Regions from separate parts of the Mus musculus genome. Here region 1 is linked to region 2. Evidence: chromatin loops called from intact Hi-C (ENCODE). Cell type or tissue: left cerebral cortex. All regions are shown on one strand. Each heading gives the region's core, and the rest is flanking DNA. Links, peaks and the distances in the headings are about the cores only.

Region 1 (8,182 bases), core at 2,927-5,426, 49 kb before region 2:
TAGCAAGCCCCAGTGGAAGAATGGCAAGCATTATTTCTGTGCTTTCAAACCCTTTAAAGTATGACACTTGGGATCTTTTCCTCCCTATTTGCCCCAGGCTATGAGATTCAGCTGAGAGAAAGAGGGCCCTTTAATTCCATCAATCCCCTATTCAAAAGACTGTTTTAGAAACAGTTAATTTCAAGCAAATGTAGCAGTTGTAGGATCCCATTTCCATAACACAGCGTGGCAGAAATAAGGCCATTACAGAAGAGAAGGTTCTCCACAAAAGATCTCAATAATTGCTTTTCTTTCTGCACTGTTCACTCCATTTTTAGTGAGCAACACAATATTAAAGCATCAATAATTAAGAAAAATAACCGAAGGTAGGATTGGTAGAAAAATGGGTGGTGTTGTGACAGTTCTCCAATCTGCAAAGAAGCTGGACTAACCAAGACTCAGGAGAACCCCCCCCTCCACCCCCCCTCAACTGCTGCCTTGCAGTTGAATCCCCCTAGAAATAAGACTCTGAACTAGTTTTCAAAATAGTGAGCTATCCTCACAATCTTTGAAGTTTCTGTTTTGAAGTCTCCTTCCATCTTCTCTACCACCCACTGACCAAGAAGATTCCAAACTCTTAAAACTCAAATTCTCATTAGTTCCTTTATCTCTGATTTTTTCCAACAGATAAAACTTTTAAGATAATTTTTCAAACAAAGTAAAAAGGATTAAGAAAGCGATGGAGCCCGTTCATTGGCTGCTTTAAGATGAAACAGTCTCTTCTATCACAGAGAAAGCAGCTTTGCTGTGAAGTTCATTCTTCCTTTGTTTATTGGTTTCTTCCTTCCTTCCTTCCTTCCTTCCTTCCTTCCTTCCTTCCTTCCTTCCTTCCTTCTTTCCTTTCTCCCTCCTTTATTTCGTTCCTTTCCTTTCTTTTTTCCTTTCTCCTTTCCTTTCCTTTCCTTTCCTTTCCTTTCCTTTCCTTTCCTTTCCTTTCCTTTCCTTTCCTTTCCTTTCCTTTCCTTTCCTTTCCTTTCCTTTCCTCCCTCCCTCCCTCCCTCCCCCCTCTCTTTCTCTCAAGTGAAATAGATTACATCCCCTCCTCACCCTCATTTACTAGAACTAGAGAATCAGCACTCATTATACTGGATATTCTTACTTTTAACAACTCACATGTAAAGGTGTTTGGGCTTTGTTCATGGGGGGAACTTGAAACGGTTTATATGGTTAATGAAAAGAAGTGCATAGTAAAGTGAGAGAACAGATGTGTAAATAAGACAACAGAAGAAAAGACCCAGTTTTAAAATCCCCACAGCTACTTTCATATACGAGTAGTTATCTGTTTCTCTGAATTATATAACTTATTGATTATATTTTTGAAAGATATGTTTATTTATGCATGTGAGTACACTGTTGCTGTCTTCAGACACATGAGAAGAGGGCATCAGATCTCATTACAGATGTTTGTGAGCCACCATGTGGTTGCTGGGAATTGAATGGAAGAGCAGGCAGTGCTCTTAACCACTGAGTCATCTCTCCAGGTCTTATTGATTATTTTTAATATTATTTTGATTGACAAATACCCTAACAACAGAAACTCAGATTTTCATTTTCTATGGACTCCTAAGGCCATACACTACTATGGACACTAAATGAAATAGAATGAAAATAACTACTTCCTACAGCACAGGTATTTGCCAATGCCCTGCACTTTAAGCAGGGTGCTATGGACTGTTTGGTTTTTCTCTAGTAAGTCCTTCCAATTTTACTTTAAGAACATAAGCAGAAATCAGTTTTCCTTATGTCTGCTTTTCTCTAGAGAACTACAGCAAAAGTAACTGAGGACCTCTGCCCAAAACAAACACTACCATAGTTTCTTCCTCACATCTGCCAGTTTCTTAGCAACATAGTTTAAAAAAAAACTATGACATATAAATTATTTTATGGTTAATATGTATGGAACCCTATATTAAGATTCAGGTCTGATTTACAATAACTGTTTTATACGTGTGTGTGTGTGTGTGTGTGTGTGTGTGTGTGTGTGTTTTGCTGCTGTGCCTGGAGATATTGATCATTAGAACATAGTGTGGCTTTCCAAGGAAGCCATAGGGCAAACCTTCCAGTACCATCAGCTTGAGCTTATAATTCATATGGCTTCCTGACAGATCAACGAACGGCAGCGTTATTCAAATCTTAGGATTATTAGTTCTCATATTTGGGTCTCCAGTGGCCCAGCCATTACCCTTCAGATTCTAAAAATACACCCAGGCTCATCCACATATGACTTAAGTAATAGAATTTTGTAGTCTCTAATCATCCTTGTTTAATTAACTCGATCTGATGTTAGCCTCTCAATAAAAATATGAAAGTGAGAAGAGTGTCACTTTATAGACCTCACCTATGTGACATAGGGTTTTGAACACTGGAGTTGGTGAAACATTTCTTTCTAATTCAGTTTCCCCTGACTATTTATCTTGAGGAATTTTATTATCCTTCAGGAGGTCGGCATTCAGTGAATTAGGTCAGAATTTCGTGTTCTCTATTGGCACAGCTTTATATAAAAAATATCAGATTTGTGAGCTTAATGTTATGCTTCTGAAGTAGGCCGAATAATGGCTCACAAAGATGCTGATGCCCTAAACTTTGGAGTCTCTGAATATGCTATGTTGGCTATATAATGACCATGCAAGTGGCTGAGGTTAAAGGCGTCAACATGGTTAGGCTGTCCTGGGTTATACAAGTGGACCCAAGTTAGGGGATATCACACATCTTTCAAAACAGAAAGCTTTTTTTTTTTCTTGGCTATGGAGAAGCAGAAAGATAGCAGTGCAAAGATCTGTCCTCTCTTGCTTGCTTTGACAATGGGGAAGGGAGGCTATGACCCGGCAAAGCCTTGGAAGCTGTGAGGGCATGGAACTTGATTCTTCCTCAGAGCCTCCTGGAAAAAAATTTCCTCAATTGTGTTGACTTGTAACCAACAGAACTCTAAGGTGAGACATGAGTGCCCTGTAAGCTGTAAGTCCTGTAGTAACTGGGTAGAGCAAATGACGGGAGACTAGATGACCACCTCAGTCATGCTACATAGATCACTTCTTTTAGGGGGAGGGCTAGACACTGACCAGAGAAATATGGTCCTGTTCTAACCTGGGGATCATATGTTCCTGAGAACAGATGGTGCCATATAAAACCTAGAACCTAGGTTAGACGTTGGGGACATGATGTCTTAGAAGGTGCTTTTCTGACTCCTCCCAACATGAGCTTTCAGTCTTCTCTAGATGTTTATTTACACATCTATTTTCTCCATACAATGTCCTGGAATTTTTTTTTTTTTTGGATTTTCTTCCAGTTATCTGTCTTGTGAGAGCCGACATAATCATCTTTCTGCCATGTCTCATGCATATCTCATTTACCTCAAGCTGTCAAGTCTTTAGACTTGGCATCTCCACGCTTCAGCAAGAACAAATGTAACTGTTAAACTTAAAACTTTCATTATGACACGAAAATAAAAGAGACCCTCTCCTAAGGCAATTTTAAAGATCACTCTTCCTGAATAGCCTGGGACTGCTTCTAACTCAAACAGGAAGAAGGCTGGACTCCTGAAGTGTATTTTCCCCAGAGTATGGCTAGCACGGTCAAGTTGGAAAATGACTATTTTCAACTTTTAAAGTTGAAACTGAATATATATTTTAAACTGTGAATTCAGTTAGCTAATGAATTAGGTTGTATTGCTGCAAACATGAGCAGAAAAAAATAAGATAAAATTTAGCATGAAGCGTATTAGTTTTATTTCTAACACAAGCATTATGAGTGTATTTCAATAAGAGATTTTACAAGTATGGTATCAGTTTAGGTTGAGTCAATTTCTTCAACATTTACTCTACTGTAATGTAGATGAATTTGCTTCTACTTATGAGAATCAGTTTCTAATAGCAATTAATGAATAACTTATTAAACACAAGGGCAAGTATAATTTAACACTGTTTTAATATAGTTTCAAGACTGGGAAAATTCAAAGAATAAACACTTATGATACATATGACACATCCTTCAGTTCCAAGGAGCTGAATGTAACTTTTAGTATGGCTTTATACTCTTACAACCATTATTTCTTACTTACTCTTTATAGAAACCTACATCTAGCATTAATGTTCCATTAACATAATTTCCCAGAAACAAATTATATAGACCATATTCCACGGTATTCTAAAAATACAAGACTCTAGAAATAAACAGTCTAAACCACTTCTTGTCCCTGTCAACTAAGCCATGCGCCTGACTTCTATACAGAACAAAGGTTCAGCTTCCTGAAGGATGGGTAGTCTCTGTACGAGCCATTCTCAAGCCCCTGTCCTCTCGCGAAGCTATTTACTAACAGTTAGAAATCACCCTTTTCTACTCTCCTTAAAGCTCACTACCAGATGTACTGAAATTGTTTACTGGGGATCCAGGGAAGGAACCACAGGCAGAATGCGTGGTGTGGTGATGGAGAAGAGAGGTCTATGGATTTCTTGATGAGACAGTTTGGGGGAGAAAAGCTGAAACAGAAAACTAACTTCCAGAAGGGACTCTTCACTCATAGCTCTCCCCCTGACACCATAAGAGACTGCACAGTCCTCTTTGCAGAGATGTGAAGACAAATGCTCAGCCTCAGGAAGGGAGGCATACGTAAGTATTTCATCAAGCACCAAGTTCACTCCTCTGCAATATTAGAAACATATGGAAGTAGGATTGAAGTATGCAATTATGACTGTCAGTAGACACTGAACTTCCGACAATACCTTCCCATATCCTGTTATTATCACTTAAGATGGATAAAATATCAGTAAAAAAATGTATAATTCACATACTTTCTAAGAGCCTTAGCTGCCCTATGACACCTGTAAAAAATATGTTAAGTTTTTTTTTTTTTTATGGAATGCAAACAGTTTAAAAGGAAAGCTATAGTGTGCATGCTGGTTTCGCTTATCAGGGGGTAAGAGGTATTACATTGTGCATTCACAGTGATTTTTATAAGCCCACCCCTACATGTGAACACACATATGCACACATACACATAATATATAGGAAAATTTTAGCCAATCCCCGACAACAGATTTATAGCTTGTTCCTATATATTATGTTTCAGTTAGAAGTATATTTTAGAACACAAGAAACCTAAAGCAAAATAATAGAGACATTTGGTAATTCTTATAATAGTATATTAAACAAAGCACTTACCCTCCATTGCTAATCACACTGGCAGGAGAGCAACAGGAGAGGGGCTTTATTGTGGGATGAATCATCCCCACGTAGATGCTCTGAGCAACCCGTGTATGCATACTGACATCATCAGGAGAGACTTGGAGGCAGAGGCTACTATGGTAACGGAGCAATGTGCTGGGAGACAGCCGCCTTTAATTGCTTTAACAACTTCCTGGGGCTCAAGCGACCAGGCTTGGATTTGCTAAGTAGGAAAGGAAGGTTGTCACAGAGGCAGCAACTGTGACGCAGAGCAGAAGAACTCAGTGAATTCTGGAATTACTAATTTCAGCATGACTTCTTAATGGCAAATGTCATTACACCGTTCCATTGGCAACATCCTTTTCACACACAGAGCTCTAAGGAAGGCATAGGTCAATACCCAATGCTCCGAGGTAACAGAAGTCTAGCTTCATATATAATTCTCTCACTTAACAAGCATTAATATTATTGCATTACAAATATCCTTTTCCTTGAGAGTGAATGCTTGATTCACTTTGAAAAGAAAGCCCACATCTGTGCCTTAGGATGTCTGCATGCTGATAACAATGACAACTGATTCTTTCTATTTATTTCTCTGGAAGGTGGCAGCTGTGGGTCCATTAATCTCTGAGCTCCACTAAATCCTTGCCAACAGGTCACTTATGCAGAAAACACCTCCAGGGAAATGGCTAGTTATTACACCCTGATAAAATCAGCCAGGAAAGCAGGACTTGATGCTACAGTTTTCTTGGTGAAGTCGTCTGTGTCAAAGGCAGAATAAATTCTATTGTAATGATGCCCTTCCCTGGAAAGCCACACAGAACATAAAGCTTTCCTTTGAACTCTTTGTTCTTCCTTGCCTCTGCCACCCATGCTGAAGAGAACACAAGCCCTTTTAACAACACCAGGTTTAGAGTAATTGCTGAAAATAACCATGTGCCAGCGTCAAACTGAGGCTATAATGATATCCTCTGCTTATCTGATCGGTTGCAACACTTTAATAAGTATATAATTTATCATCTGTAGTATGAAAACTATTGTTTTCTCTCCCGTGCATATTTGATTGACATGTTTTTCAACAATACCGGGATCTAATTTTTATTGTAACTACTGCAATTGTAAGGATAAGCAAGAAAGTGGGCAGGTCTTCCTTAAGACAGTCACAGCACAATATAAACTGAAGGTTGTCACTCTGTACTATATACTTAGATCTTAGCTCTTTCAAAGGCACTATTATTATCTCTATTTCAATTTAGATGATGCCACGCCTGCCTCTTAATGTTTCCTTTGTAAGTAAACAGTTTACAAATGTCTAACCAGACCAGTGGCTTCAAAAACAGTAAATGGAATAGAACAGTACCAATTTCCAATCTGAAAAAAATATAGAGGTTTTTTTTGAACCTAATTGACAAGTTGGGGGGTTCTCACTCCTGTAGAGCTTGAGAAAAAATGAGAGCAGAATTGTAACATGTAGTCTCAGGAAAACATAGCATGCCATTAAGTCAGTTAACGAGAGAGAGCTTTCCAATCAAGCTTCCGTTCTTTCATCTGTGCTTTCTGAGATCCTGTTTGAAAAGCAAAACAGACCAAGTTCAGCAAGATGGTAGGTAAGCAGGAGTACTACTGAGAGCCAAGGAGATGGCTGGTCAAGTCTGTTGCTTGATACTGAGCTCTGACAACCTGAGCATCCCAGACCTGTATGGTGGAAGGAGAGAGCCAACTCCTGAAAACTGTTATCTTGCTTCCTTGCTTTCACATGCATGCTATAGCATGCACACGTGCTCATGTGCATGTACACACCATATACACTAAGTATAAAAAACATATTGCTCTACACATATGGCATGATTTAAAAAAAAAAAACCCACAACAACAACATCTGTTGGATTGAGGATATAGCTGATAGGTAGAATGCTTGTGTAATATTCATGAGGGCCTCTGAATTCAATCCCTCGTGCTCATAACTGTGTGTGCCAGCTCATCTTTGTAATCCCAGAAATCAGGAGGTAAATCAGGAGGCTCAGTAGTTCAAGGTCATTGAAGCTAGCCTGACCTTTATAAAATCACATCTCAAACTGTTTCTGTTTATATGAATATACACTGAAAAGTATCTAGAAGTGCTCACTTTGGCAGCACATATACTAAAATTGGAACAATACAGAGACGATTAGCATGGCCCCTGCGCAAGGATGGCATGCAAATTTGTTAAGCATTCCATAGTTTTCAGTCCCATGGAGGGAGCAGCAGTGTCAACAGGCCAGACTCCCTGCCCCGCCTCCAAGAGCTCCCCGAGACTGGACCACCAACTGAAGAGTACACATGGAACGATCCATGGCACTGGCCACATATGTGGTCGAGGATGGCCTTGTTGGACATCAGTGGGAGGAGAAGTCCTTGGGTCTGATGGGGTTTGATGCCCCAGTGTAGGGGAATGCCAGGGCAGGAGGACGGGAGTTGGTGGGTGGGGGAGCACCCTCATGGAGGCGGGGGGGGGGATGGGATACAGGGTTTCCCAAAGGGGAGACCTGGAAAGGGGAAAACATTTGAAATGTAAATAAAGATAAACATCTAATTTTTTAAAAAAGTATCTAGAAGGTGTACCACACACAAATGTTAGGAGTGACACTTTGGGCAATTTAAATTACAGATTATGTTTGTCCTTCAATCTTTATATGATTAACTACTTTAAAGAAGATTTAGCCATGAATTCAACAAGCAGAAATCCACCTAAGTGTGCTCTGTGGTAGTAGCCATCCTGGCTCCTGAATCCACAGAGGGCTCATCACAGCTTTGGTGGGCCAGGTCCTACACTAACCACAGGCGTTCAAGGATGCTTCAAACAAGTCTTTTTTTTTTTTTTTTTTAATAACCTTCCTGGTTGAATGGAGCTAGGAAGTAAAAGTGAATTAAAGTTATCAAGGAAACAGACACATCAAAGGAAGCAGGTGCACTGACCTTTCCCGAGATGTGAGTCAAAAAGGCA
Region 2 (8,182 bases), core at 2,860-5,359:
GGCCTCATTGGAAGAGGATGTGCCAAGTCTAGCAGTTACCTGAGGTGCAGTGGGGATGGGCCTGGGTTGCTCCCCAAGTATTTGCCTGTCCTTTTACCTTGGAAAGTTATTTAACACCCCAAACACCCAGTTTTATCATCTCCAAAATGGGGGTAATGGAAATATATATGTAAATGAACTCTGAAGGGACTCTGGCTTGCTCAGCTAGGGGAGCATGGCTCGGGTAGGCCTTGCCCTTCCGGCATTCCTTCTTCTGGGGTGATACCCAGAGGGGGGCTCCAGAAGGGTGAGGGGGAAATGAGGGGAGGATCTGCATGAGGGGGTACTAGGAGGAGGGGGGCTGGTATTGGGATATACAAAATTTTTAAAAAAAAGAAAGAAAGAGAGAGAAAGAAAGAAAGAAAGAAAGAGAGAAAGAAAAAGAAAAAGAAAAAAAAACTGGTTTATAAAGATAAAATGGGGGCATCATCCTGAGTGAGGTAACCCAATCACAAAAGAACTCACATGACATGTACTCACTGATAAGTGGATATTAGCCCAGAAACTTAGAATGCCCAAGATACAAGATACAATTTGCAAAACACATGAATCTCAAGAAGAACGAAGACCAAAGTGTGGACACTTTGCCCCTGTTTGGAACAGGGAACAAAACACCCATGGAAGGAGTTACAGAGACAAGGGTTGGAGCTGAGATGAAAAGGATGGACCATCTAGAGACTGCCATACCCGGGGATCCATCCCATAATCAACCTCCAAACGCTGACACCATTGCATATACCAGCAAGATTTTGCTGAAAGGACCCTGATATAGCTCTCTTATAAGGCTATGCGGGGGCCTGGCAAACACAAAAGTGGATGCTCACAGTCAGCTATTGGATGGATCACAGGGCCCCCAATGGAGGAGCTAGAGAAAGTACCCAAGGAGCTGAAGGGGTCTGCAACCCTATAGGTGGAACAACAATATGAACTAACCAGTACCCCCCGGAGCTCGTGTCTCTGGCTGCATATGTATCAGAAGATGGTCTAGTTGGTCATCATTGGGAAGAGAGGCCCCTTGGTCTTGCAAACTTTATATGCCTCAGTACGGGGGAATGCCAGGGCCAAGAAGTGGAAGTGGGTGGGTAGGAGAGTGGAGGGGGCCTGGGGGACTTTTGGGATAGCATTGGAAATGTAAATGAAGAAAATACCTAATTAATAACAGGTCTATAATCAGCATTCAGTAGGCTGAGATTAGGAGGATCACGAGTTCGAGGTTAGCCTCATCTATATACCAGGTGCCAACCTAGTCTGGACTAAACAGTGTCTCCATCTTCAAAACAAAACAAAACAAAAACAACAAAAGACCTAATAAAGAGACAATAGACTATTCAAGTTTCCCCAAGTAGACTTGATTGCACATAAAGGCAAGAACACTTTATTCATAGCCTAACTGTTTGAGCTATTTTTATGTAGTTTTAACAATTAGCTCTTGCAGCCTAAAGGAGTTAAAGTGAAGAATCAAGAGTCTGATATTCATGGCCGTTTCATCAAACCACACAGTTTCCAAGGCAATGATAAGAATCTTTAATCTCACGTTATAAACGAGATAACGAACCTACTGAGCTATAAGTGCGGCTGTAAAGTTAACAGCACACTCCTCAGCCTGCCCTTCAGCCTGCCAGGCCTTATTGTGCAGGTCTAATCAATTCTCAAAAGTTCCACAGGAATGCATGTAGCTTATGAAACTCCACCCAGCCAGCAGGTAAATTAACTTTTCTTTGAACTAGGGAAAGAATTGGTGTCATCGCATTTTATAAAATACAACTTACTTGGAAAGAAAGAGCTCAAGTCAATCCTTCACCTTTTTAAAGTTCAAGAGCATTCAGAGTGATTATTATTTTATTATTATTATTATTATTATTATTATTTTAATTGTTGTTGTCGTGGCTAACAAACAAATAAACAAGTTTCATTTAACTTAAGTGAGACTTGCAAAGCCAATCCAGTGTTCATCAGACATTTGTGCCTGTGGTGTCCTGGATAACAAATGTCCCCATAGATTCAATATTTGAACCCAGTATTTGAACAATATTGCTACTGTCTGGGAAAATTACAAAATGTTTAGGTTAAGGGATTCTGTCTTCTATAAATTGCTTTTGATCATGGTGTTTTATCACAGCATCAGACAAGTATCTAATACAATATTAAAGTGTTACTCTATTGAAAACTGTATATTTGCAAGTGGGTAAGATGGCTCAGTGGGTAAAGGTACTTGTCACCAAGTGTGAAACCTGAGTGTGAGACCTTAAGCTGACATGGAGGAAGTAGTGAGCTAGCTACCACAATATGTTCTCTGATTTCCTATGTGTGCCTGTGCCTCCCCCTATAAATAAATTAATATAATAAAGTTATTTTAAGTTATGTTCATAAAAACAAAATTTTCCACTCTCTAGTTATTTTTCTAGGCATTATAATTTCCTTCCCAAGAGGAGGAGAAAAACATCAACGTGGTTACCCAGTTAATTGAAGTTTTGGATAAAATTATGGTAGCTTTTCAGTATTTGATTACCACATAATACAGTGTTTAAGTGAGGGTTCTCAACCTGTGGGTCGAGACCCCTTGAGGGTAAGCTCATTGGGAAAATATTGATATTCACATTATAATTCAAAACATTAGCAAAATCACAGTTATGAACTTATAAAGAAAAAATAATTCTATGGTTGGGGTCACCACAATGTGAGAAACTATATTAAAGGGTCCCGGCATTAGGACCACTGTCTTACTGGCTGCTTTTGCTCTAAAATAGTTATTTCCAAATGTGCGTCTATTTGATGAAACCTGGGCATTTGAGACATTAGTTTTAGAAAGTACATTCTTAGTGAACCTGGTATTTACTCCATTCTGTGAGGCAGCCTCACAAAATTATGACCTACAAGGGCTTATATACAGCTTTCTTGACACTTTCTACAAGCCACGTATTGCTGTTAGAATATGTTTGATGTCCATATAAAGATATAGGTGTCACTAAATTAGTTTAGAAAGCCCTTAAGGGCAAGAAATATATTCCATGTCTTGCTCTATAAAGCACCCAGCAGACTTGCATTGCATAATACAGGGACTCATGAAAATGTCTATTAAATTTAGGCTATAAGAATGACAGGCCTTAGCCATTTAATACAGAGTATAAAGCTGATTTTCTTGGCGGTTTTCCTTATAAGGTAGTTAGAAGACATTAAACGATGTCTCTTGTGTCTGTGATTATCAACTAAGTTTCTGAATTCACTTTACAAAGAAGAAGGTCCCCCCCCCCCCAAATTAATTTTACTTGTAGGATGGAAACAAGACTGTAGAGACAACAAAACATCTGAAGCAAAAGTTCTTGTCTCTAAGACTGGGGCCAGTAGGATCTTCATGGTAGTTGAATTTCTATAACCATGGGAACAGAGATCCATAGCTTAGACATAGGGTTTGCTGGATAAAGGACAGTTTCAGCTCTGTTAACCAGTTCCAGAAAATGCGGTGCTGTCCCTCTCAGACTTAAAGAGCTCCAGGCCAAATTCATCTTTAAGTCACCAAATCTCAGCTTTAGGACCAAACTCAGGTCAGGGACCCACTAGCACAGAGCTTCAGCCTAAGACTTTGGCTCAAAACCACCACACAGCCCTCTAAAATCGTCCCAGCAAGCTCTAAGCAGCCAACAGAACAACGCGTATTTGTCCAGGTCAACAAAGATTCTGATGGAAGAGAGTACCAAGGCCACACAGATGAGGTGACCCAACCAGATTTAGTGAATATAGGAAGTAGTGGGTACTGTCCATCCTGCCTGACAGAGCAATCACCCTTCCCTGGAGGATTACACACACTCTAAAGCTGGCAGAAAACCGCGGGGAGACAGCAGAGCTGGGCTGGCGATGAGGATGGGGAATTTCCATGCTTCCAGGCACTTGCCAGCACTTCAAGCGCCTCAGTCGGTATTCCACGTCCGTAGCTGTCAATCTGCGCGGCCCCTACTAACGCTCAAACTAGTCCTAAGGATCCACTCGGGGTCCCGCGGGGCTTCGCAACCGCCACTTAGAGTTGTCCAAAAGGGGGGCACAAAAAACCCAAGGCGAATGAACAAACGCGCCCAGAAAGGCGAGGGCGCAGTTAAAGTGCCACAGTGGGCACAGCACCGGTGAAGAACGCGGTGGTGCTGACAACCCCAGCACTTGGGAATGCCAGGAAGGCTCGGACGCCGGATGCCAGGACCCCGGCCGCGCCGGAGGAAACCCACCGGGTCCCTGCGCCAGGAAGCCAAGGGACCAGCAGCCCGCTCCCCGCCCCGCCTCTGCCCAACTTCCGCGCCCCGCCCCGCGCCCGACCCTCTCCCCGCCGCGCCCGGCGCCGGCCACACTAACCTGCGCGGCCGCAGGCTCTTCCCGGGACGGAAGCGGGAGCCCGCGGGCGGCGGGCGGAGTTAGTTGGAGGCTCCGGGTCCCAGGGCGGGGACAGGCTGAGCACGCGGCCGCGGCCGCTGCTGGCCTCCTTCCTTCCCGGGCCGCGCGCTGGGCTCCGGGACCGCCCGCTCCCTCCCCCGGGGCGGCTCCCGCCTCGGCTCCGCCTCCAGCCCTCAGAGCCCGGCTTTGGCTTCCCCGCTCCCGGGGAGCGCGCGGCGGGTGCTTGGAGTCCCGGGCGGGTCGGAGGGTGGCCACTGTCCCAAGGTCTCTGGGGAGCGTGGAGAAGGCCAGGGCCCGATAGTCTCTGGGACGCGGCGGAGTCCCGGGTCCTTTCTGGCCAGCCCCGCGCGGTGACCGCGCCAGCTGCGTGGAAAGAGGTAGAGGACGAGATCTGAGTTGGATAGGGGGCTGCTTCCCGAGGGGGTGAGGGACCTCCTTCCTCCTCAGCGCCCTTTGGGCTGGGGCTCTGCCAGGTGGTCTGCACCCGGAGAGAAGATGCTGGTTTCGAACCCTTAGCTGAGGTGTAATTCCATTCGAAGTCACCTCCTGCAGCCAGGTCCCTGAATTCGAACCACACACAGGTTGCATGCGGTTTCCTGGCCAGAACCCCAAGACCAGAGGTTTGCCTTTCCTGACTTCCCACCTCCACCTGCTGTCCCTTTCTGCTTCTGAGGAGCACTCAGCTTTGGCACACAAGACAACCAGACCAGTCCCATCCCGGCATCGCCCTAAAGCAAGAGAAATAGGACAGGATGAGTAAAAGCCAGAAGTGTTGTGTGGTAGAGGTTTGGTCACTGCGCGTTACTATCTGCACACCCCCCCCCCCACGCACACACACACACAATTGAAGAGCTTTTAATAGAAACAGGTATTTAAATCTCCCCTTGTGTAGTGACTTTTGGAGTATTCATGGTGCCCTTGCTGTGCAAAGTCCTCTGCTTCTTTCTCCAGAGTTCCACCATATCTTTTATTTAATCTTATTGTCGCAGCAGATCCCTGTGCTACTGTGGCTCTGCAACCAAGTGCTGGTCTTTTCAAGGAGCTCCTCTCTGCCTCCATCTATGAAGTTCTGTTTGGCAGGATTGGGGGATATTGGAAGAAGGTCACTGAAGATGTGGAAGAAGTCCCTGGAATGAGATGAAGAAAATGCAGTGGAAAGGGGGAGCTAGGGTGAAGGAGGCTATGCTCTCAAGCCACAGGGGAATTCCCAGAAAGAAAATCCATTTCTCCATAGGGAAACTACTTCAGTGACTATCACAGCTTATCAGGCAGCAGTGGTGAGCCAGAGATAAATCAGGTTGACCAGGCCAGTCTGAGCTTTTATTTCTCAACCCAAATTCCAGGGAAAGCCTTTGACCCTAGGTTCTCAGGTAGAGATAAGAAATTCTTTGTAGAAACTAAATGTCATAAAAAGACGTCAGAAACAGATTCAGTTTACTGATGAGGGCGACACACACTAGGGCTGATCTTTGGCATTGCTCCTAAGTCATTTCTTTACCCTGGTCTAAATGAAACAAGCTCTTAAAACCCTTTTTGAAGCAAGGTGTCATTGAGATAGCCACTCTTCTGTGCTCTCTGTATGCACATTCATAGATATATGTGCCTTCTCCAATACAAACAAATAAACAAATGGTTAATTTTTTGTGAGAGAAGAAAACTTGATTTAGTGTTCTCAGGCTGTAGTGGACTTTTTTTTTTTTTTAATACAATACCTTCTGATCCCAAGAAAATTTCTTGTTCACAGGTGTGTGTGTGTGTGTGTGTGTGTGTGTGTGTGTGTGTGTGTGTGTGTGTGAAAGAGAGAGAGAGAGAGAGAGAGAGAGAGAGAGAGAGAGAGAGAGAGATCGTTAAAATGTCTAACTATACTCTTGTCTCATACCCTCAAGCTCCTGGTGGACAGTTTAGGGTTTCAGAATGCAAACTCAGTTCTGGTGTCCTAGTTTGGTTTGGGTGTTCTGTTGCCGTGATAAAACACACACAATAGTCAACTTGGGAGGAAAGGGTTTGTTCAGCATACACTTTCAGGAAACTGTCCATCTCTGAGGGACTAGGCAGAAGCTCAGCCAAGAACCTAGAGGCAGGAACAGAAGCAAAGACCATCACAGAGGAATGCTGTTTCCTGGATTTTTTTTTTTTAATAGCTTGCTCAGCTTGTTTTCTTAGTCAGTTTGGAGCCATTTGCCTAGGAGTGGCACCACCCTTGGTGGGCCAAGCTTTCCCACAGTCAGGAATACATCAAGACAATGACTCCAGAGGCCAATCTGATGAGGGTAATTCCTAATTTGAGGGTCCCACTTCCCAGGTGACTCTAGTTGCTGTCAATTTGACAAAAGACTCATCAGCCCTCTAGGGAAGCCACCTCAAGCCTGCAGCCAGAGAGCTTCAGGAGTTGTGGCTTTAGGGCATGCCAATTTGTATGTAGGCAGCAATAATTAGAAGCAAACCATAACAAAGCCTTCTCCTACCACTGAAAAAGTCATCCCCTACAGGGATAACATTAAATTAAGGTCCTTTCTGGTACTGTATGCTATCAGTTTAATTCTATAATGCTATGCGTAGTCATGGTGCAAAAGATGTGCAGCCAGCCAACAGCTAAGAACGTGAGGCATAATTTATGGAGAGCAGCATGTTCATAGGCAGTGCTGTGGAGCAGATGGAGGTACACATTTCCCTGTAAAGCTCCCAATTGTTTTCTCAATCTGCCATCATGTGATTGTTGCTTGCGCAGTTCTCCAAGCTGACCCACCTCATACAAAATTGTTAGGAGCATCTCATCTGTACAACACCCGTGTTTGGTTTGGAAGATAGACGTTCTGAGCACACTCAAGTAAAGGTAGACATTCTAAGCACACATGAGTAAAGATGAATTCGTGGAGAATCTTTGCTGTTTCCCTTCTGTTGGGCCACATCTAAGAGACACTTCCTTGCGAGGATGGGTGCGGTAGAGAGTACTTATTCTGCAAATACTGCGGAATGTGCAGGTCCATGAGCTTCTCTGGAAAAAGAAGGAAATATAAATGCTTTCTTATTCTGCACTTCACATATGACCTAAGAGTGCCCAGTCTTGATCAAGAGCAGAAAGCTACATGGAAATCCAAGAATGAGCTTTGAGTTGGTTGCATCAACCAGTCAAAATTGCTTATGCATATTTAGGACGGCAAGAGAAAATATTAATTTCAATTTACAAGTCATCGAAAGGCACCTTGTGGCCCACATAATGAATAGCCCTGTGTTAAAAGTAATACATGTTTGTTCTTTCACAAATAAATTTCCCTCTGAAATATAGACATCTGTCAAGGACTCAATTATCTTTCCCTGCATGAGCTGTAAAAGAACATAAAGGAAATAATATACTACACTGCTTATTTGAAAGAGATCAGGGGTATGCAGCTCCACACTGGCACGTTCTTAATTTCATGGTGTTAAGAAAAGAAACTCTGAGCGTGGAACAGCAAACCCCTTCCTGCTGTACTTGTGCAATTCCCATCAGTGTACACATAGGGGAAGGGTTTTTTCCTCATTAAGTAGAATCACTAAGATCGCTTCCCTGTCTTACTCTACTAACCCTTGTAAGGAGAATGTGCACATCGAATTTCCTTTGAAAAAACAAAGGAATCACCACACTCCTGGGCTCCAAGAGTATGCAGAAGAACAAGGGCACAAAGTGTATTTCACAGATGTAAATGGTCATTTAAATGAGATTAGACATTTATGAAATGTATGCATCAAACAGCCCCCCCCAAATCAAAAAATATAATAAGACATA

What was found. A loop is a pair of places that touch in the nucleus more often than their neighbours do. Peaks named below come from ENCODE experiments on the same cell type or tissue, not always from the same donor. Only the 100,000 strongest peaks of a DNase experiment are listed, where the experiment ranks them.
Region 1: it touches region 2 in a loop (2.2-fold over the local background); 4 of 42 quality-filtered maps call a loop at or near these places.

What each region holds. Positions count from the first base shown.
Region 1 is chr1:98,042,506-98,050,687 of GRCm38, forward strand. The region is part of intron 1 of Pam (peptidylglycine alpha-amidating monooxygenase); the gene reads right to left. B230216N24Rik (RIKEN cDNA B230216N24 gene) reads right to left here and starts at 5,288. Exons shown (of 3, transcript NR_037993.1): 1 at 5,197-5,288. Gm24465 (a small nuclear RNA gene) reads left to right here and starts at 7,317; the gene lies at 7,317-7,423. In left cerebral cortex, for the core only: no CTCF peak of the experiment used is centred there; DNase peaks (open chromatin) are centred at 4,474 and 5,347; H3K4me3 peaks cover 1,513 bases; H3K27ac peaks cover 1,253 bases.
Region 2 is chr1:98,091,108-98,099,289 of GRCm38, forward strand. Pam (peptidylglycine alpha-amidating monooxygenase) reads right to left here and starts at 4,539. Exons shown (of 26, transcript NM_001357127.1): 1 at 4,378-4,539. In left cerebral cortex, for the core only: no CTCF peak of the experiment used is centred there; DNase peaks (open chromatin) are centred at 3,865, 4,156, 4,497 and 5,001; H3K4me3 peaks cover 2,339 bases; H3K27ac peaks cover 2,108 bases.